Regions from separate parts of the Homo sapiens genome. Here region 1 is linked to region 2. The links are chromatin loops, found by intact Hi-C in ENCODE. Cell type or tissue: MCF 10A. All regions are shown on one strand. Each heading gives the region's core, and the rest is flanking DNA. Links, peaks and the distances in the headings are about the cores only. Region 1 overlaps PPP3CA (protein phosphatase 3 catalytic subunit alpha). Region 2 holds the start of LOC124900740 (a long non-coding RNA gene).

Region 1 (10,776 bases), core at 1,686-9,685, 730 kb after region 2:
AGTTCTTAAGCTTTCTTTGTGCTTTGAAATTTTGAGAATTCTAGGCAGTATTGTGCAGTGTGAAGAGAGCTCTGTGTGGCAATAGAAGACATAGGTAAAACAGATCTTGCTCTTTACTAACAACACTTCTAAGTTTCACGTTTCTCATTCATTAAATGAAGCTAACATCCTATTTGCCTCACTTTGCTAGTGAGAGAACATGTATTAAACTGCTTTGAGAATAAGCCACTTTATGTAATGATTGGTATCACTATTAGAATATAATGATATAGACTGGTATGACAGTTGTAATCTTTTTTTATTTTCATTAACCTACTGGGACCAAAGTATTTTTTAACTGAAATGAAAACATTGCTAAATAAAGCATTATGTATGATACACAGTATAGAATAGTTAATAAAGCTGTATAGAAGCAAAATAAAGTCTAAATGCTCTACAGAGCATCCTCTGATTCTACAAATTAATATTAATCGCTTCCTCCTTGGCACTCACATAATACTTTATTTTCATCTAATTTTTGGACTCTATCACAGCATACGACATATTATTTGGGGAAACATTAGTTCAGTCTCCTAAAGTCCCAGTCCTTAGGGGACATAACCATACTTTTTCATGTGTGTCTCTTCTAGGCCCACTCTACCATGCTATAAATTACATGTAATCCACAAAGGTCTATTGAAAAGAAAAAGGTATAATCAAAATTTAAAATTAATTATAATATCTCAAAATTAAGTTCATAAGAAGACTTTAGAATCATATAACTTCATTTTTAACATTAGCCATTAAACATTACTTTTAACATTGACAGCTTTTTATAAAGTGCTACTTCATCAATGGCACACAGACCGTGACCATGGACCTTCAGTCAAGATTTGAATATAATGGTTGAATAATCAATGTTCTGGCCAAATATTCATTTGTTTATCTGAATGAGGTTCAACAGATTCATTTCCATATAGAAATGTTTACTCTCAGGCCGGGCACGGTGGCTCATGCCTGTAATCCCAGCACTTTGGGAGGCCGTGGGTGGATCACGAGGTCAGGAGTTCAAAACCAGCCTGGCCAAGATGGTGAAACACCGTCTCTACTAAAAATACAAAAATTAGCTGAGCGTGGTGGCGGACTCCTGTAGTCCCAGCTACTCTGAAGGTTGAGGCAGAGAATCGCTTGAACCCGGGAGGTGGAGGTTGCAGTGAGCTGAGATTGCACCACTGCACTCCAACATGGGTCACAAAGCAAGACTCTGTATCAAAAAAAAAAAAAAGAAATGTTTACTCTCATTTCATTTTTCAACAAAGGAAAAGATAAAGAATATTCCCAAAATTTAGCTAAGCCAAGGTTTCCTTTTTTTTTTTTTTTTTTTTTTGAGATAGAGTGTTGCTCTGTTGCCCAGGCTGGAGTGCAGTGGCGCAATCTCAGCTCACTGCAACCTCCGCCTTCCGGGTTCAAGCAATTCTACTGCCTCAGCCTCCCGAGTAGCTGGGACTACAGGAGCATGCCACCACACCCTGCTAATTTTTTGTATTTTTAGTAGAGACGGGGTTTCACCATGTTAGCCAGGATGATCTTGATCTCCTGACCTCATGATTTGCCTGCCTTGGCCTCCCAAAGTGCTGGGATTACAGGCGTGAGCCACTGCACCCAGCCAAGTTTCCTATTTTTCTATACATATGCAAATATTTTATTATTCTGGAAATACAAAATAGAAAAACCTCATTATTTCAACATAACTAGAAGTATGGTGCAGATTTGAGTTGCTACAAATTTGAAACTTAAGAATTTTTTCCGAATATTTGAAGAAAGCAGAGGTAGTATTCTAAATTTCTTTCTAAATATCCACAATTTAGTATTAAAGATGTTTTTAATTTATTCTTCCAGTTAAAAAGCACTGACTGGATAGATTAATGATTAGATAGACATAAAAATGCACTTTTAATATTTGGAAAATCATATAGTACTTTGATCTAGGTTGAGATGTATTAACATAAATCCTTATGAAACTTGATAAGAAATAGGTAAGAGTAATTGAGAATAACTAGCAGAAGTGTTTGTAAGTAAAATAATACATCTATAATGCTTTTGGATATTTGAAAAAGATTTTTCTTTTTATGAGTTACCTCTAAAAGCTGTCAGTACACCCTGTCCAAATGATCACATTCTAATGTAGTAGGTGCTGAATAAAGACATTTTACTTTGTAAGATCATGTAATGTCATAGGCTACTAACAAAGTAAGAAAATTGGCAGTTGTAAGACCAGATTTTGGACAGAAAATAATATAAAATGCAATAACATAACTTGAGTAAATTTTACTAGAAACAGATTTCTCTATCATGCCATTAAGTCCTTGTACAACTCTTTCTCCTTATCAACCAATCAACCAGTCAATCTGCAAATATTTAAGATAACCTACCATGGGGCAAGCACAGTATGACACAATGAAGAAAGAGGCAGAGAAACAGTCCTTGCAAGAAATAAACATATATTCTAGAAAGATCACAGATAACATAGGCCACTGAATGTGTGATTAAAAGTAAATCTAAGTGTACTAGTCTCACTAAAAAAAAGAAAAGGAAAAAAAACGCGAAAGCATTAGATGGTATACTTCTGTCGATAAAGATTTCCCATAGGAGTGACATTTAATTTGAGACCCAAAGGGTGAGTAAGGTTTATCTGGGTCAAAGGGGAGCTTAACAAATTCCATTAAATGTTAGGTATCTAGTAAATCTAGAGTCTGGAGATTAAGGGGAAAGGACCAAGAGAAGGCTGGAGAAGAAAGCAGAAAGCAGAAAGCAGTCCTCTGAGCATTCGGGGTGAAGTGGTAGGACGGTAAAGTGTTTGGATTCTATCCAAAGGGCAAAGAGATGCTATTAAAGGGTTTTGTGTAGGGACAGTGGACTGACTTGTATGTGCAGAAACTCTGTGTGTGGGTCTGAATGAGGCAGGCATTATTTTAAAGAAAAGAATTCAGGCTTTTCTCAACATGGAACCTAAAGAAAGCATGACATTATACCAAATAAACATCCCTTAACAATAGAACTTGCTAAGTTCAACTATCAGCAAAAAATAAATTACTATGTTTATTTCATCTTTCTTAATAACATTCATTTCAACAGTACACATATAGTTCAAGATTTCTGAAGATACTATATACTACTGGCAAAGTAGAATTGTATAAACACTTGGTACATGGAATATAAAATTATTGTCATCACCTCACATTTGTTTGTTTAGCTGCTAAAAGATCTTTGAACAAAGAATCACGTCAACAAAGAGGGTGTCAAAATATCAACAAAAAGAGATCTTGTCAGAGCTTAATTAGGGCTTCCAATTAGAAAACCAAACTAAGAATCCTATTAGCACTCAAGTAGGTATTCTCCTTGCTTAGGAAAAAACAAACAGCTCCCACAGGTTATCTACCTAGCAAAAAGGAATTTTATGAAGACCTCTTCCTAGTGGGATTAAGTCAACAAAGACAAGCAGCATGAAAATCTCAGAACCACATTAAGAGAACCACTGTGTGCTCAGGCATACTTCCTGCAATGTTACCAAGTTACTATCACAGTTCATTTTTAATACAATACATTTGGTTGTACAGGATGTGGATTCTACAGAAAAAAAAAAGCACAATACATTTGGACATATGCATGGCCTTCTCTGCTGCTCTCTGGTAAAAGTTATTAAATAAAGCCCATGGCCACTTTTAAAAGAAAAAAATTTCCAAGTCAAAAGGAGTAAATATGCTACTTAACAATAGAACCAACTCAGTTTTTTATGAAGTACCACATTTGCTTGTATATGTCATCCTTATGAACACTGCTTGCCTGCCTTCTTGTTTTCAAGAAGAAAATAGTTCTATCCTCCACTCTAAATTACTTCTTGGCCAGAATGCTTCAAAAACTGTGAATGGTCCTGTTAGCTAATTAAAACAAGTTTACCACCATGAAATATTTGCTGTTCTCCCAAAAGTCAGGTATTCTACCAGTGAATAAAAAAGAGAAACATTTTCAAACCCAAAGTAACATATCAAGTAACAGAATTCTGACTAGTAAATTTATAAACAGTATCAAAATTTAAAATTAGTTCCAACAATTAAAGAGCACGTGATTTACTCTGTACAAGAATTTGGAAATGGTTCTTTTCCCAGATTGGTGGAAAGGGTGGGATAAAGAAAAAAATCTAAAGCTATGCTATGGGGCAATAAAAGTGTTCCAACACATCTAAAAATTACCTGGCCTTCCAGAAGTAATATTTAAATTCCAACATTTTGTCACAGAGATAATAGAGAGTCACTGGATTTTAGAAATTGCTGCTTAGACTCTACCCAGTGTAATCATTATGACTCTAATTATGATTGAGTTTCTTCACCTCAATAACAGGTTCTCCAACTACTCAAGTACTTCCATTTTATGAATTTCAAATATGCACTGAATTACATTTGTTCTGCCTGGCATGGAATTTAGCAAATGTAAATCTGCTTCAGAACACATTCACTCCCAGAATTTTTTTTTTTTTTTTTTTTTTTTTTGTGATGGAGTCTCACTCTGTCACCCAAGCTGGAGTGCAGTGGTGCAATCTCGGCTCACTGCAACCTCCACCTCCTGGGTTCAAGCGATTCTCCTACCTCAGCCTTCAGAGTAGCTGGGACTACAGGTGCCTGCCACCACACCCAGCTAATTTTTGTATTTTTAGTAGAGACGGGGTTTCACCATGTTGGCCAGGATGTTCTCAATTTCTTGACCTCATGATCTGCCCGCCTCGGCCTCCCAAAGTGCTGGGATTACGGGCGTGAGCCAACGCGCCCAGCCATATAAAAAATATTTTAAGATTTCACTGGACTTGGTATGTTAAAACATACAAACAAACAAAAAAACTACCTTAATCTCAAGGCAGAGGACAAAATCTCATTCTTTCCTTTTGACGTGTCCAGTAGCTAGCACAGTGCTTGACACCAGGTATATACTCAATAAATGGTTGAGGAATTGAATGCATAATAAAAGAGTAGATGAATGCATGAATTAATGAAAACAGATTCGCATTATGTAGAGCACCTTTATCAAACCCCTTTTCCCCTGAAGAGGTAAGGTAGGCATTCTTTCTGCATCTGAGGCCTTGGATTGGCTTCAAGAAAGATGAAAGTTCCTTCCTGCAAGTGCTGTTCATCCACCTTTCTTTCTCATGGGACAGAGGCAAGCACTCCAAGATCAGAAAGCAGTATGACTCAGAGGGTAGCTAGCCTTTAAACTGAATCTTTGTTAAGCCAGGAGAGACAGTTCCTTTCTCCTAGGAACAGATCCATTTGGCCCCAGGCTTCTGAGAAAAGGGATAATTATATGACTAACATAAGGAATTGTTAAGCTTAAAAGATTCCTTTTTGTTTTAAGTTCCCACTTTGGGAAGCACATAACTACTTCAGTGCACTAACTACATGCCTCATTACTACTTAAGGGTATATTAGATTAATTTTTATTTTAACTTGAAATAATTTTATTCTCAAAGCAGGAAATATCTTTTAACTCGAAATGTGTTGAAGTAAATGGTGAACGAGTATCAAATTCATCAGAAAATATCTACAATAATATGAATACGAATAACAAAGGCAGCAGCTAATATTCATTGAGCTCTTATCATGTGCTGTGTATTGTTTTTATCCTCACAACCACCCTACAAGGTAGACAGGGACCCTTACATGCATTTAGAGATACGGAAACTATGCCTATGGTCAAGAGCTAGTAAAAGTCAGAGTGGGGTTTCACACCCAGACAGTCTGATTCCTAGTACCTGCTCTATGATTCAATTATGCTTTTCATATGAAAACAGGAAATCTACTTTACTAAATCAAGAAGTACCAAAGGTAAGCAATTCAGGAATGACTTGAATAGTTCTTTTCAGTGAGTCAATCCCTCACTCTGTAACAGAGGGTGCTTCCACATCTCAACTCAGGGGGCCTTTACAACCACACCAGTCCCCATGTGAAGCCCAGAAGGCATAAAGAGAGACACAAGAGAGATTAAAGAAACAGAATAAGATTTGAAAGCTATTCTAAAACAAAAATCAGAATAAAGCACAGCAATAGAAAAAGGCATATTCCAGGCCAGGCAAAGTGGCTCCCGCCTGTAATCCCAGCACTTTGGGAGGCTGAGGCCGGCAGATCACCTGAAGTCGGGAGTTCGAGACCAGCCTGACCAACATGGAGAAACCCCGTCTCTACTAAAAATACAAAATTAGCTGGGTGTGGTGACACATGCTTGTAATCCCAGCTACTCGGGAGACTGAGGCAGGAGAATCGCTTGAACCCAGGAGGTGGAGGTTGTGATCGTGCCATTGCACTCCAGCCTGGGCAACAAGAGCGAAACTGTGTCTCAAAAAAAAAAGAAAGAAAGAAAGAAAGAGAAAGCCATACTCCAGGGACAAAGAACAAAGCAATTTGGCTAGATTTGAAAGGTTTATGAAGGAGAACAGGAGATAGGTATGGGCCAAACTGTGGGTGGCCTGAAACCAGTTTCATGAAGTCCTTTAAATCGATTTCTAAAACTGATGGTGAGTCACTACATGTTTTTAAACAGGAAATGAGGAGTGCAAAACGTTATTTTAGCAAAATTAATCTAGCAGAGTTTTAAAAATGAATTAGAAGAGAAAGAGACAAACTACAGACAAAATAGGCAGGAAATACCACGTTCCCTTAGCAATCACAGATTAACATTCATAATTTCAAGTTTTCCCAAGTGATCTCCAAATGTTCCCATTTCTAATTTTTCTAAGGCACAGAGTTATGAGGTCGGTTTGTGAAAGCAATTCACTAGCCAGCACTATGCTCCTGCTTCTCAGGGAAGTATGGTTTGTCTGTGGTTGTTTTTCCCCCTAGGCCAGGGTCCTATTCTCACTTAGTAAGTGATGAAAAATGTTTCTGTATGCAAAGTACCTCCAGGTAAACTGCAACTGCAGGTGTAGAAATAAACAATGAATTATTGGATAGTAATGACAGTAGTGATTTAATTGTGAAAGTTCCACACATTAATTCCTTGGTAATATCAAGATATTTTATACTTTCACCTTCCAGGCATTTGTGTCAAGAAGAAGACAATAGAAATAGGAAAAAGAGAAAGCTGACACAAAAGACATTGAAATGAAAAGTAGGACTTAGTGGCTGACTAGAGAAAGGGGACGAGGAAAAGAAGAAATGAAGACAGTCTCTAAAGTTTCAAGCCTGGGAGACAGGGAGGATGGCAGTGCCTTGAGTAGGCTAAAGAAATCCTAGAGGTAACCTAGTACAAGGAAAATGAGACTGGTGTCTGTGTGCGCTGAATCAAAGTTCTTAAAGGCTGATGATGCAAGTGAACTCCTGTCTGGCAGAAGAGAATTGACTTAGATAATTTTGATGTTCTTTGAAACCCATCAAGAGAATGTAAAGTTTGTTCAATGCTTTTTTTCTTCTGCTCTTTTAAAGCTGCAAGACTGAGGTACTCTAATTCCCTGATTTTTTAAAATCAGAATTGTACGGTTCTGCCTTTTATTTCAGAAAATGCTTTATGAATCATCCTAAACGGTTCCTTAGGAGGCAAAAAAAAAAAAAAAAAAAAAAACCTCTCAGTCTTCATGACCAGTTTCAAAATAGTTCTATTTTTAATTCATGTCTAAAAGCTACAAGTATTTAAACTTTAGTACATTTAAATAATGAAAATAATGATGTCATATTGATATACATCCTAATTAACACAGAGAAAGGCTACTGATAAAATAACTTTACTATGTTAATGTTTTGTCTTTGTTTTGCACGAGAAGCTTTCAGAAAGACAAATATTCTGTGAAATAATTAAAACTAGATTTATACCAAGAAGATGAAAAGAAAGAAGAAAAACCCACCAGAAACCCGAGAATTCAGAGAGAATTATTCACAATGACAAAGAGTCATCATCTCAGAGTCCCCTGGCCTGCTCCTGGTGCATCACCAGCCTCATCTGTATTCCCCACGGGAAGCAGCAGCAGCTCCAGGGAAGATCAGCAGCGAAGAAAGAATGTGTTATGCAAAAATAGTTATTTCAGACAGATCACAAATGGAAGCCTGGTGGGCAGAGAAAAGTTGAAGCAGTGTGCAACAAGAACATTTTAAAAGGCAGTACTTAAGAAGGGAGCAACTGTTTTTCCTTTTTAATTTTTTGTTGTTGAGGTTCAAATGAAGATGAGTTAAGGGGGCTCTCCTTTCAGTTTCCACGTTTAGGACTTTGGGCCTCGGTATCATATTATAATTAAATGTCAGATGAGAAATCATGAGAGTAGTTAAAACTAGGTGCCACACGGCAGGTCTAGGTTTTTGGGGCCTCAGTGACCTCAACTGTGGCCTCTACTGTGATTGCCTATCACTGGTGCCCATAAATAATATCTGAATGAGTCAGTCAATTGTTGTTTGGTATCTGGTTATTCAATACCCAAATTAGTGAATCCTATGAATAAGTTGCAGTTTACCAAACATAGTAAAAGCTTTGTTATTCAAATATTTGATGCAATGGCAAATAATAGTTAAAGCATTTTAATCAGCTAAAAGTTAATTCATATCTCAGTAACATTTATTAAGTACTTTTAACCAATATCATCCATTTTATTTAATCTTCACAGTAGTGACGATACTCCATTTTATGAATGAAGATAACTAAGGCTCAAAAATTATTAAGAAACTTAAACCAAGATAATAGTAGTTGACTTAGCTTCCTCTGGGGGTTTGGCTAATTTAATCCTCACAGTTCCCTAAGAAAGGTACTATTATTACCTCCATTATGCAGACGAGGAAACTGAGGCTCAGCGAGTTTTAGGTAAGTGGCCAAAATTCTTAAGGTAGCAAGTTATACAGTCAGCCAAGATGTGAACCAATCCTGGCAGTCTGGCCGCAGGGCCCAAGAAGAGCTCGTTAGGTGGTAGAAAGTTGGAACTGGAAAAGAAGTAGATTCTAAAAAAACAGTGATTCAGAGGCCAGTGCTATTCCTGCAGGCCACGCTGCTCTAACTAGGTACTCACCAGTTTTTTCCCTCTATCTCTTATCTCCTTACCCCATACCTGCCCACTGACCCACCTCCCCAGCCCCTCATTCCCTACCCCAGGATAAGAACAGTGCCAGCCTCTGATTTAATCTGGGTTTACATTATCTAAGGGGAAGAGACCAGGGATTTTACAGTAACCCAACACTTCCACCCAAAAGAAACAGGTTTAGACTGTGACAGATTTTTTACCAGAAGTTTTGTCACTTGAGTGAACTAGACTGGCCTTCTTTCTGGTGTCAAAAGAAAGACAGCTTTATTAATGGTTAATAATGATCTAAATGAACAGCTGTATTTTTATTAAGTAAAACTGATTCAGAAATCCTCATAATGCCCCTAGTCTTAAAATTATTCCCATCCTATGTGCTATATTGTCACTACTTTAAAAATTCACAGAATATAGTCTTATAACAGGATTGCAAAATACCAGAAATAAATCTTTCAAAAATATACATTTATGGATGTAGGGCTGATTCTAAAATAGGTATCAACCAGCGCTGCCTTTTTCTGCTTGCTTCAGATACCTGAAATACATACATCAAAACCATCTGTACACAGAAATGGGGCCATTGCTGGAAGCAGTATTCAGTATTATTCTTAAAGTTACAAAAACGTGAACTATCTATAAAATATTCTGTCTGATTCTTACTGAAAATAGCCCAATAGAAAAAATATTCATGTATGCATCATTATAATAATCAAGCTAGGATAAGGTGACAACTACCTTGGGAAAGTAGAGAAGAAAAATGTGAAATAGAAAGTAAAATATAAAAGTATGGTTGGTGCACGCCTGCTACATTCCACACTTCTATCTTGAACTGCATGTGCCATACAATTTAGAAGTGTGCTAAGTACAAACCTTTACAGTGACTGCAATGATGAAGTCGCTAACAAAATTCTCAAGTACGTACATTTACTTCCCCATGGAAAATCCATTGACAACGACCACTGATATAAGTCATTCTAGTCCTTACCAACACAGTTTGGCTCACTTTAGGGAAATAACTTATCCTTTTTGCCCCCATTTTTTCATCTGAAGAAGCAGGAAAATGACCAACGTGATTTCTTTAGTTTCCTCAAACTTTAATATTCATCAACTTGGTCAAAAACAATAATTTCAAATTTATGCATTAATAAAATGTGTGGGAGTCCGATCATGGTAAATGCACAGAGTGTGCTCTATGGGATAGCTATGTGAATACTCGAGAAGCAAAACAAGTCTTGCAAAATTATTAATAATCCTTTCTTTCATTTCTATGAAGTCAAGGTGTTACTGGAGTTGCTTAGAATAAGCATATCCACCCTCTCAAGTAGCAAACACCCTTACACTACTCTAAAAGATAGTGATTTTCATGAATCAATAGCTATTTCTTCTTTTTATATATCAAGAGTATAACTATTCTTTAAAAATATTTTTTTAATCAGACAAATGAAGATGTTCTTTAGAATATGTATGTGAGTGAAGGTATCCAAATTGGTAATAAGGGGCTAGGTTTTAGGAATGTAGAGAAAATGGACTTGGGATATTAGATCTGCTAATATCAAGACAAAATCTGAATCCTTGTTGAAGTTCAAAATAATGACTCAGATTTCAAGGGTTTCTTTTTCTTCCTTCTACAAAGAAATACAGTCACGTACTGCATAACAAGGTTTTGGCCAAGGACATGCTGCCTACATGATGGTAGGCCCATAAGATTATAACATCATATTTTTACTGTGTCTTTTCTATGTTTAGATATGTTATATACA
Region 2 (10,776 bases), core at 1,357-9,356:
AGTTTCAAACTCTAATTATTTCCTTTGGACATCTGAGGAGTCTCTAAGTCATATGAATAGTAATTTAGCATTATTTCTAAAGTTTACAACCTTATGAAACATAAAAACACTTATATAAAGGTAGACCACAAATTCCTGTCAACAAGGAAAACAGGGTTTGTTTTGACATGAAAATCAATTCATCATGTCTCTTTGCAGCACCTTGGTTGTTACAGTTGCCTGGATTACTAAAATCTGCTTTATTTTAATCAAGTCAAAGTAAAACAGCCATCTACCTTAAAGGCACTGAGAACTGGCTCAAGGTAGAAGCACAAATTTCCCTGTGATAAACATATTAAAAATTTCACTGGGAAACTATTTTAAAACTCTAGGTATTTTTTCTATGATATTTTCCCTCATAATTATATTCATTCTTCTACTTTTCCATTTCATCTTTTTATTTCCCATTTTACCATTCTAAGATTAAACATGATCTTACATTTGGAATTTCTCTGTTAAATGGAGAGAGCTCTGACAAACAGTTAAAGCCAATATGTAGATTTTCTACACTTTAGAAATAATCCAAAAAAGTATAAGTAGAGTAACAATAATTTTCACTACGTAAATGGTAGGGTCTAAACAAAAGATGATATGGGCTTACTTACTGATCATTTCCATTTTCTGGTGTGCCTAGGAGAAGAGGGAGTTGTTATTAGAGTTGCAAAGAAGTTGGCTACCATAAATATGAGCAAGCCCCTCTAACCCCCTCACCTGCTGTCCACTCTTTTCTATGCAGAGATGTTTCTAAGTCATTTTAAAATATTTTAATTTTCCCCTTGCCAAGCCATTTCCTCAGGTATGGTTAATACTTATCCTGGCACTCATGGGATAGTCCTAATTAGGTCAAGTCCACTAAACTTAGTTCTGGACTAATCTTGATCTTGTAGTTTCATATCACTATGTGAAATTACTGTTCATTATTGCATATCCCATGGACAACAGAAAATGTCTGTTTATTTCAGTATCTCTGAAAAAATTCTATTAAAAGTATTGAAGGTTTTATGCCAGAGAATTGAAGTTTTGACTTTCCTTTATACATTGTTCTTTTTTGGGACAGAAATCACTGTGTTTGTGGTGAGCTACAATGTAGATACTATATCTAATTGTATCTTAAACCCACTGATTCAGCCTCTCAAAAGAGCCCTGCAAAATGTCGCAGAGGCTACTAGCTGCAACTAATCTTTTGTTCTCTTTGCCAGGCTGCTTCACAGCTGTCTGATAGAAAACACCTGGGGTTTAGAGTGAGAACTCAGAATGATTCATTCTGCACAAGGACATGGCCTCTCTGGAGTGAATGTTGGTGATCAAATCTTGCATTAATCTATGGCCAATCAGGCCAGCTGTTTAATGTGATTGCATAAGGTTCCCCTTGTTGTGCTCCTTTGGTCTGGTTTTATTCCATTGCAGCTTCTGTTTCTTAGATTTCCTTTTATATGTAATCTAAATCTTGTCATTGAGTATGCCCTTTGAATATAATTCTCCTGGCTTTGACTATCCTTGTTTTATAAAGACCTTAACTTCCACTCATATTTTGGCTGCTTCTATTTCTGTCATCTTGGTTAAGATATTGCCATCGTAACTCTTAATACGTAGGATTTAACCCATGGCACCATATGCTGCTCACCAATTAGACTTAACCTCATCTTTGCTCCATCAGTAAGGTTTTAACAGCATTTTTTGATTCCTATGTGTCATATACAATATCACCTGTGATGCTAATAGCCCTGTTTTAAAATGAGTTTTTTTCATTTATAATTTTTGGGGGTACATAGTAGATGTAGATATTTATGGGGTATAAGAGAGATTTTGATATAGGCATGCAATGCATAACAATCACATCATGGCAGTGGTGTATCCATCCCCTCAAGTATCCTTCGTGTTACAAACAGTTCAATTATATTCATTGAGTTATTTCAAAATGTATCATTAAGTTTATTATTGACTATAGTCGCCCTGTTGTGCTGTCAAATACTAGGTTTTACCCATACTTCATACATTTTTGTACCCATTAACCATCTCCACTTCCCCTCCACTACCCTTCCCAGCTTCTGGTAGCCATCCTTCTACTCTCTAGCTCCATGAGTTCAATTGTTTTGATTTTTTAGCTTCCAGAAATAAAAACATGGGAAGTTTGTCTTTCTGTGCCTGACTTATTTCACTTAACATAATGACTTCCAGTTCCATCCATGTTGTTGCAAATGACAGGATCTCATTCTTTTTTGTGACTGAATGGACATCACTGTGTATAAGCACCACATTTTCGTTATCTATTCATCTGCTGATGGACACTTAGGTTGCTTCCAAATCTTGGCTATTGTGAACAGTGCTGCAACAAATGTGGGACTGCAGGTATTTCTTTGATATATTGATTTCCTGTGTTAAGCGTATATACCCAGCAGCGGGATTGCTGGATCATATAGTAGCTGTATTTTTAGTTTTTTTGAGGAACCTCCAAGCTGTTCTCCATAGTGGTTGTACTAATTTACATTTCCACCCACAGCGTACGAGGTTTCCCTTTTCTCCGCATTCTCTCCAGCAAAATGTATTGAGATTTTTATATGCCTGTTTTAATATTTTTTCCCTAGGAAACTATAGCGATAGTCTCATTAGCAGATAGATGCAAGCCAACAGACTATTTTCTGCGTATATACCATTCTTATTTGGTTAAAGTTCAGTCCACTGTCAACCTTGTCCAGATAAGCTTCATTTCTTACGGAAATCTCTGATTCATGTTGTCTTCCACAGAGCAGAATGGGTTTACTAATTTCCCAAACTAGATAAAGTCTCTCCCACATACTTGAAGAGTGATTAACTGCAGGTATTTAATGGTGCTAATTTAATGATAACAGTGCTGTAAATTCTGTCTCAGAAACAAAGTTAACAACAACCAAAAAGATTTGGCTAATTGTACAATTGCCAAACTTGACTTTAAAATACTCATGTCTTCAGAATAGCTATCCGTAGTGGTAGGAACTTTATACATCCATGGAAACCGCTTTAATAGAAAAGGTCAACTTTTCAAATAATACATTCTTAAATCTTCCTATGTAAAGTAATTTTTAGTATAGCATATTTTTACAAATAAATTTAGCACATTAATTTTTACATATCCTGCTTACTCAACACTCTCAGGCTGATTTTCAGTAAAAGACAGGATTGGTAGGTAGTTCAGAAACTTAGAGAAATTAAACTGACTTATAAAAATGCTGTTTCTCCTCTGAAAACTGAACAAGGAGACATGTTTCAGACATTAAGAAGTTTATTCACTGATTCCCAAAGGAAAAGGCATTGATTTGTTTTTACTTTTCACCAAGAGCTAAAATGAACTCTGCTGTTTTGGTCTCCTAGCTTCTCTTGGTACTGTCGTTATCATACTACAACTGTCCATGCAATGCATGGTGAGCAGGTGGCTTTAGGGATAGCATTCACTGGTGTCCTGGGGGGCACACTGTCCATGAGGTAAACAAAGAATAATGCAGCTTATATACATTATAAAAATAATTGCTTTTTACCTTCTAACAGTTTATGAGACTTAGATTTTTTTGTGACATATTTAGAATTAAAGTGGGGAAGAAGAATTCTATTTACTGTACCTTTAAAAATGTAACTCAATAAGTATATAGTAAGGGCCTGCTATATATTAGGTAGCATGCAATGTGAACAATATGTGATTTGTGACTTGGAAGGGTTGCCTGACTTTCAAGAGAGGTAGGCACATGGAGAAATAAGTAACTGTACTATGGTATGATAAATGATATAATCCAAATCTGTAGTAATACAATTAAAGGTAGAATTCATTCTGCTTGAAGAAGTGGTATGTTATAAAAAGATACAGTAAATTTGTGTTTGAGTTGAGTCCTAATGGGTAAGTTGGAGATTAGGTATGTTATGAAAGGTAAGAGGTGGGCTGGATATTCCAGAAGGAATAGTATGGATGAGGGCATGGATACATGCTACTACATTATACGACCAGGGCTGGGCTGTGAAGTGGAAAGATAGTTTGCAATTACGGTAACATGACAGCTGAGCCATGGGAGTTGAAGGGGTATTTAGGTGAAGGTTGAGTAAAGAAGAGGCAAATTTCTTGGAACAGAAAAAAGACTGAGTAAAGACTAAAAGAAATCAGAATTTAGTTAACAATAATTTATCAGTATTAGTTCACTAATTGTGACAAACATACCATCAGATCTTAATAAGGGAATAAGGGAAACTAGGTATGGTGACTCACTGTACTATCTTTGCAACTTCCCTGTAACTCTAAGTCTACTCTAAAATAGAAAGTTTATTTTTAAAAAGGATAAAAAATATAACATGGTCTTGGAAGATACTTTCGTTGGGTGTGTCTCCCAGGAGGGAAATTAGTCACGGGACATTTTTTGAGATTATGGGCCCCTGAGCTGAATTCTTAGCAATCTCCCTCTTTATTTTCTGTTACATAGAAATGGAGTTAATCTTTACCATAGACAAGTTATGTCATTGTTATGCCCTCTTTACTATCATATTCCCCTGACCACCCATAAAATTTGGGCTATTTTATTAAAAAGAATTTCCCTATATTTGATAATATCTACTCATAGTATTTAGTTCCCACTCTGCAGTTCACTAGCATTCAGTGGGTGTCTGTGCCCTTCGTCCTTTGTTTCTGTGATCAGGAAATATGACATTTCATTTCTTTCTATAACTTTTCTCTCCCTTTAAGAATTTAAAATCAAGTTTAAACTGAGCATTCATTCTTCTTTCAGGAAAACAAAACAAAACACTGTTACCTACCCGGATCTGCCTTCCAGCACATTCGGTACAAACCCACCAGAACAAATACTGAAAGTGTTATTACAATCAAAGCAATAACCACCGGCAAAATAATACCTAAAAAGAATTGGAGACATTGTCAATTAGAGTGGCTACTGAATTTCACAGCGATAGTTTGGTAAGTGAGCCAAAGCATGAGTACTTCCTTTCTTCTTTAAATATCATTCTATTAAAAACATATTTTAGGCAAAGATTCCTCTGATTCATGGGGTTTGCTCTAGTTGTCATCTTTGACATAACCACTTGATGTCAGTCTTGTAACCTTTCTGAAACAAAATTCCAACCTTAAGAGAGAGTGCCCCCATCTTCCTGGAGACTGAAGAAGTGGGGAGATGGGAGACTGGAGAAGCAGAAGATGTACTCTAGATTATAATTAAATCCTCATTCACTCATTACATTTTTTAGTACTTTATAATGAAGTTACCAAAATATATATAACCCAACGGGGATTGCTTTAGTCCTAATGCTGGCTTTCTAAAACACTCACAAATTTCTTTCTATAATAATACCTTAAAACTAGAAAAGGCATAAAATAATGTAAGTAGATACCACAGTGAAGATGATTCTTGAAAATGAACATGATTCAAGAGAGATGTGTATGTGTGTCTGTTTGGGGGAGTGATGTTGCTGCAGTAACTTAGGGTGAGTTTTTCATATTTGTATTAAGAGGAAGAGTATTGCCTGCCTTCCTTCCTTCCTTCCTTCCTTCTTTCCTTCTTTTCTGATGGTTATTTCCAAGGTTAAAAGTACAGTGATAAAAGCAAGAGAGCTGTCATAGACACACAACTAAAGGAAATTAAGATGACTATTAGTTTAGCATATTTGCTTTCATATGTACTCCTTATATATTTATCAGGGGTGAGACTTACTCTCCAATTCATCTGTAGGATGGTTTACACTTCCATTGTCAGAGTTAAATATTTGTTTTAAGTAAGTTCTGCTGATTTCATAATAGACCTTAGGTGAAATCATTATTGCCTCCCAAATGAAGATGCCGTGAATCAGCAGGTCAGTAATTTCTATGATGACTTATTTAATGGAATGGGTTTAACTAAACTTAATAGAGCCTTTTATAATAACAGTTTTGAATATTGTCTTTTTATTCTTAATTACTAAGGAAGTTATTTAATATTCTGTATTCAGTCTTAGCACACACATAAATGTTATATGACATATATAGGTTTTAGTTAAAATGGAACATTTCTTAAAGGCCGTTTTTAATGTTCTATGAAGGCAAACAATTCATTTTTTGATATAATTTATTTATTATTTTAATTATTTACTTGACAAAAATAAAATATATTCAGGGTATACAACCTGATAATTTGGAAATAATTCACTTTTATGGGGACCTCTACCTGTGCATTTTGACTTATCTGAAACTAGTCCCATCGAGTCATCCTTGGCCCTTGATCGTAATTGTTAAACACTAAACTAAGAAAAAAATTGCCAAACTGTGCTTTTTTTCCTCTTCTGTTTTCTTTCTTTCTTTCTTTCTTTTCTTTTTTTTTTTTTTTGTCATTAAGACTCACTTGTGGGAAATTTTCAGAGCAGGCAGCAGTTAGATGGGATTGTAATGGGATTGCAGGCTCAGTAAAGTTGAGAAAAGGCTGCCCATAATCTGATTCCTCTCCTTTACTGGTCACATTCAAACATTCTGCATATCTACTGCCATGAATGAAGGCATTGCTGTTACTCACTGGAATAAGACCGGCTGGTTGCTGAAGTGCTTGCATTTTTTCCACCCTCAGTGCCTATTACTTTAAGAAAGAAAAAAACAAGTCACTTTTGGTTAATGTGTGCCAATTCTTGCAGTCCTCCCTCCACCCTCATTTAAGGAAACAGCCATGATTTGTAGGTATGATGCTGCAAGTGCAAAAGATTCAGTCTCATTCTGAAGGAGCTCTGTTTTGTGAGTCAAGATTGTTAGGGTTTCAGTCAAGAAAGGGTCAGGTAGAGCAGATTTCCACTCAGGCACACAGATATCATACCTTGAGACTGTGAGGTGTTTTCTGGAATTGTAACTGGTATTGAGGTTAATGTACCAGTTTTAGAAGGTGATGCATCTGGTTGTAGAACACTACCTGTATGAAAATTACAAATGCAGAATCAGGCTATGGTATTAAGCCTTCATATGGGATTTCTTTGCAGATTCAAACAGTTTGCTTTTCTGAAGATCTGTGAAAACTATTTATTGTCAAATAGTAGGATAAATGCAATCATAACACTAAACCATAAGTTCATCCATTCCTCCTGGAAAGATAATTAAATTTAGAATCACAAAGCCTGAGTATCAGTTTTACATCTTCAGGAACTCGCCAAGAAAACTTCAGTAAGTTTTTTAGCGTAGATTACAGCCTGTATAACCTACTGCATAAGATTCTTGTGGGATGTAAATCTATGCAAAAGCATTTTTCAAATTTCAGATATTATAACTTTGGGTGATAGTGTTTTTTTTCTATCACACATAGTTAAAATGATCATAACTGCACAGGACGTCAGATTTTATGTATTTATCAGTGATTGAAGAGAAAAAAATTGCAGTTGAGGCTTTGGTTAGAAGAATTGAGGAAAAATCAAAGAAGACTCCTTCATTTTCATCCCTAAAGTTCAGCAGCTGGTTTTATTATGTGCCTTTTCTAGAGTAATGCTACTTGACTGTTTTTTTTCACTAGCATCCGTGCTCTTTTTTTTCCAAGGAAAATATAAATTAAAAATTTATTGTTATCGTTATTTGTTTGTTTAGTTAACATTTGCCATCTTCAATCAGAAGGACTGAAGCAAAAATTATAAGTAAAAATCTACTATTCAAAATCCATAGCTGTCAATAAGTTTAAAGGAAATATAAATAATTAAGTATTGTATAAGTTGAAAACATTTATTCTTGTGAATTTGGAATAAAGTACAATTTGTACTTAGAAAACTTTTTGAAAATGTATTCTCTTCCTCGTGCAGTATGAAGTGCTCTATTTAAATCATGCCTGTTTGCCTTGCCTCTTCACTGAATTGCAAGTTCCTAGAGTGTGAGGGCCATACTTGTCCACACACCCAACATGGAGCTCTGGGTACAGGGGGTATGCAGTCAAATGTAGCTGACACTAAGAGGCACTTCTTATGATTATGGCTCCTTGGGCGTATTGAGGCCATGTATAATTGCACCAAAGAAATTGATATTTCTATGACTGCCTTGGCTCATTCCTTCTTCACCACCCACATCCCAGCACGCACTGCATGCTCATGCATTTTTGACATCTGTGGGTGAAGAATAACGTTCAGAGTCTGTACCGTTCTTGCCATGCAAGAGATCTGTGGGTGGAAGCTAGATATATGCCCATAAGAACAAAGAAAAATGTCAGGCTAGTGCACTAAGCAGGCAGAAAAAGGAATATTAAATGAAAGAGTGGGAACTAGCTGAAACCTTGGTACTTTCAGCTGCCTTTTCCAGTGTCAAGTAGTTTAGTGAGGATGAATGCTCTTTCAGTTTTCTTGGTGGAAAAGAAGGTGGCTGATTAAATAACCAATGATGTTAATCCTTTTGGGATTTCTCAAGGGTTAATTGTCCTACCATATTACCTTCCTGTAGACAGGCTAAATGGCAGACTCAGGACTGATTGTAATGTGTCTGGGTCAGAACAAACTCCCAACTTCCCTGCTTAAAACGTGTTGATTGCCCAGTGCCAATGGTTATTGCTAATGACCCATGGATAGGCCAAAATGTTAAGACTTCATAGTGGAAAGATTTGGTGGCTGCTTGAACAAATACTTTAAAAATTTGTTTTGTTTTTCTTTAAACTGCAACCTTCAGTTAAGAAATTATTTCTGAATCCAGCACACACACACACACACACACACACACACACACACAATTACTGCTCATGATCCAATAATGGGAATTAACCTACAGTTTGAGAAGCTCTGTGTTTTAGCATGATCATATTGCTGAAATTATGGTACTTGGCTGAATCCATAAAACATGAGCCTAATGTTATTCTTTCTGTGACTAAGATGCGGAATCCATGACATGCTCAGAGCCTGATGATCTACACAGTTTTTGTTGAGACTGTATTATCCTACATTACTAACAAAGTGGCATTGCCAGAGGAAGTATAGGAGAGCTATAGCAGAGTGGCTAAGAGCATGATTCTGAAGACAGGATAGCTGGGTACAAATCTGACTCTAGCACTTACCCCTGTGGAATCTTGGGCAAGTTGCTTAACCTCTATGTGCCTGAGTTTCCACATATATACATGGAGATTATAATAGTTCTACATCATGGTATTGTGAAAATTATATGAGTAAAAATAAATTTAAACTGTTTAGAAGGGAATGTGATATTAATATGTATATATTATATATAATAATAATGTTCTATTCTTATATTATGATTATTCCCCTAGAGAGTTGAACCTCCCAACCAAGGTCAGTTTGTCTAATTTTCTCAAAAATTCTAAGAATGAAAAATATATGAACTTCAGCCACTTCTGTGTTTTCACATGCTTCTTTGCTCTAGTCAAGAAGTAGAGGAACTGGAGAAACTGGAGTAGAATATGGTACTCTTAGATGACATAGATTTGTTCTTGGACCCTGACTTTTGGTGATTGTTATGATTATTGAATTTGTGGCTAGGTTGTTTCAGGATTTAAGTCCAGCCTGGAAACTTCAGGTCAGAACTTGGAGCAAGCTGATGAGACAGAGACCCTCAGAGTCAAGTCTGTTGTAATAATGTATGCCCAAATTTACCCCATCAGCATCTGACAATGGTACATATTTGGAGACCTCACTGTAGACCAATTACTTAATAAATCATTGAGAGTTTTAAAGACAGAAGACCTATCAATGTCCCAAGGCACCTGTGATTGCTATAATAATGCTCCTCACAGAACTCCAACTATAGAAAGCATAAGTGACCAAATTTACCCACGTGTCCTCTGAAACCCATCTCTCTGTTTGTGCTGGTGCCATGTCTCTCTAAGGCTGCTCCCAGCCAATGAGTGGACCTGCCAGGAATATTAAGGCCGGCTTGTCCTGGGAGGAATGTGGACTGGAGGATTCCCTGATGGTCTTGCTGAACCTCCCCTAGAATGCATGGCAGCCTAGATGCTTCTGCTCAGCATCCCCGTTCTCTCTCCCTATCACCATGTCAGATGTGCATTTCAGTCTGGTGGCTCTTCTAGACTTTCCTTGTCCCCTCACAGGCATTTTTTCTCTCATAGGCATTTTCCCCTAATAAAATCCTTGTACTTTTAACTGAATCTTGAACTCTGCTTCTCTGAACATTCAGATTAAAGCAGTCTCCCTGGCAAGTATTTAAAAGGCCACTTCTTATTGGGAGTAGAAATGAAGCCTCAGGAATTTTAAACTGGACTTGGAAGACTTGGGCACTGGTTCATAAGGGAAATATCTGTTTGTTTAAACCTTTTATTTTCCATTTTTTTTGGGAAGCCTAACTCTTCCTATGGAAAATCACCCCTTCCCCACTTCATGTGGTCATGAGGTGCCCCTTTTTAATCCAACTTCAGAGTCACTGTATGACTAAAGTTCTCTCCTAAGAATTTGAGTGTGTGGTGATTTTGAGTTATTCTCAGAGTGAAGCTCTAAAGGGACTATCTATGGGTTTACAAAATCCCTGAAATTACTACAATGCTATCCTTCTTTATTCTGTGAGTTTCCCTCCCCAATTTTTTTTTTAGTTAAAAGAAATCTTGGGCAGGGCATGGTGGCTCACGCCTGTAATCCCAGCACTTTGGAACTGGTCTCTAATTGTAATTTGATAGATTATTCATGTCCCATTTAAAAAAATAACTTTTCAGCCTTTGACACAAATCTTTCTCTTCTTCTTATCACGTTTTCTTTATGTGGCTACCAATAGAATAGAGCAGACTATTGATATTTTTTCTTTTTCGTCTCCTTGGTTGGTTCCTCCTCTTA

The links. Peaks named below come from ENCODE experiments on the same cell type or tissue, not always from the same donor. Only the 100,000 strongest peaks of a DNase experiment are listed, where the experiment ranks them.
Region 1: a loop joins it to region 2, with 11 times the contacts of the local background. A loop is called at or near these places in 7 of 110 quality-filtered maps.

Annotation. Positions count from the first base shown.
Region 1 is chr4:101,150,309-101,161,084 of GRCh38, forward strand. All of the region lies in intron 2 of PPP3CA (protein phosphatase 3 catalytic subunit alpha), which reads right to left. Among named protein-coding and RNA genes, the nearest start is that of MIR8066, 85 kb to the right of the region's middle. RefSeq lists an enhancer at 4,945-5,446. In MCF 10A, for the core only: no CTCF peak of the experiment used is centred there; a DNase peak (open chromatin) is centred at 5,253.
Region 2 is chr4:100,416,473-100,427,248 of GRCh38, forward strand. EMCN (endomucin) reads right to left here. Exons shown (of 12, transcript NM_016242.4): 6 at 6,840-6,932; 7 at 6,549-6,608; 8 at 4,810-4,905; 9 at 645-669. It overlaps LOC124900740 (a long non-coding RNA gene), which reads left to right and starts at 4,899. Exons shown (of 2, transcript XR_007058203.1): 1 at 4,899-4,966. In MCF 10A, for the core only: a CTCF peak has its summit at 5,119; a DNase peak (open chromatin) is centred at 5,099.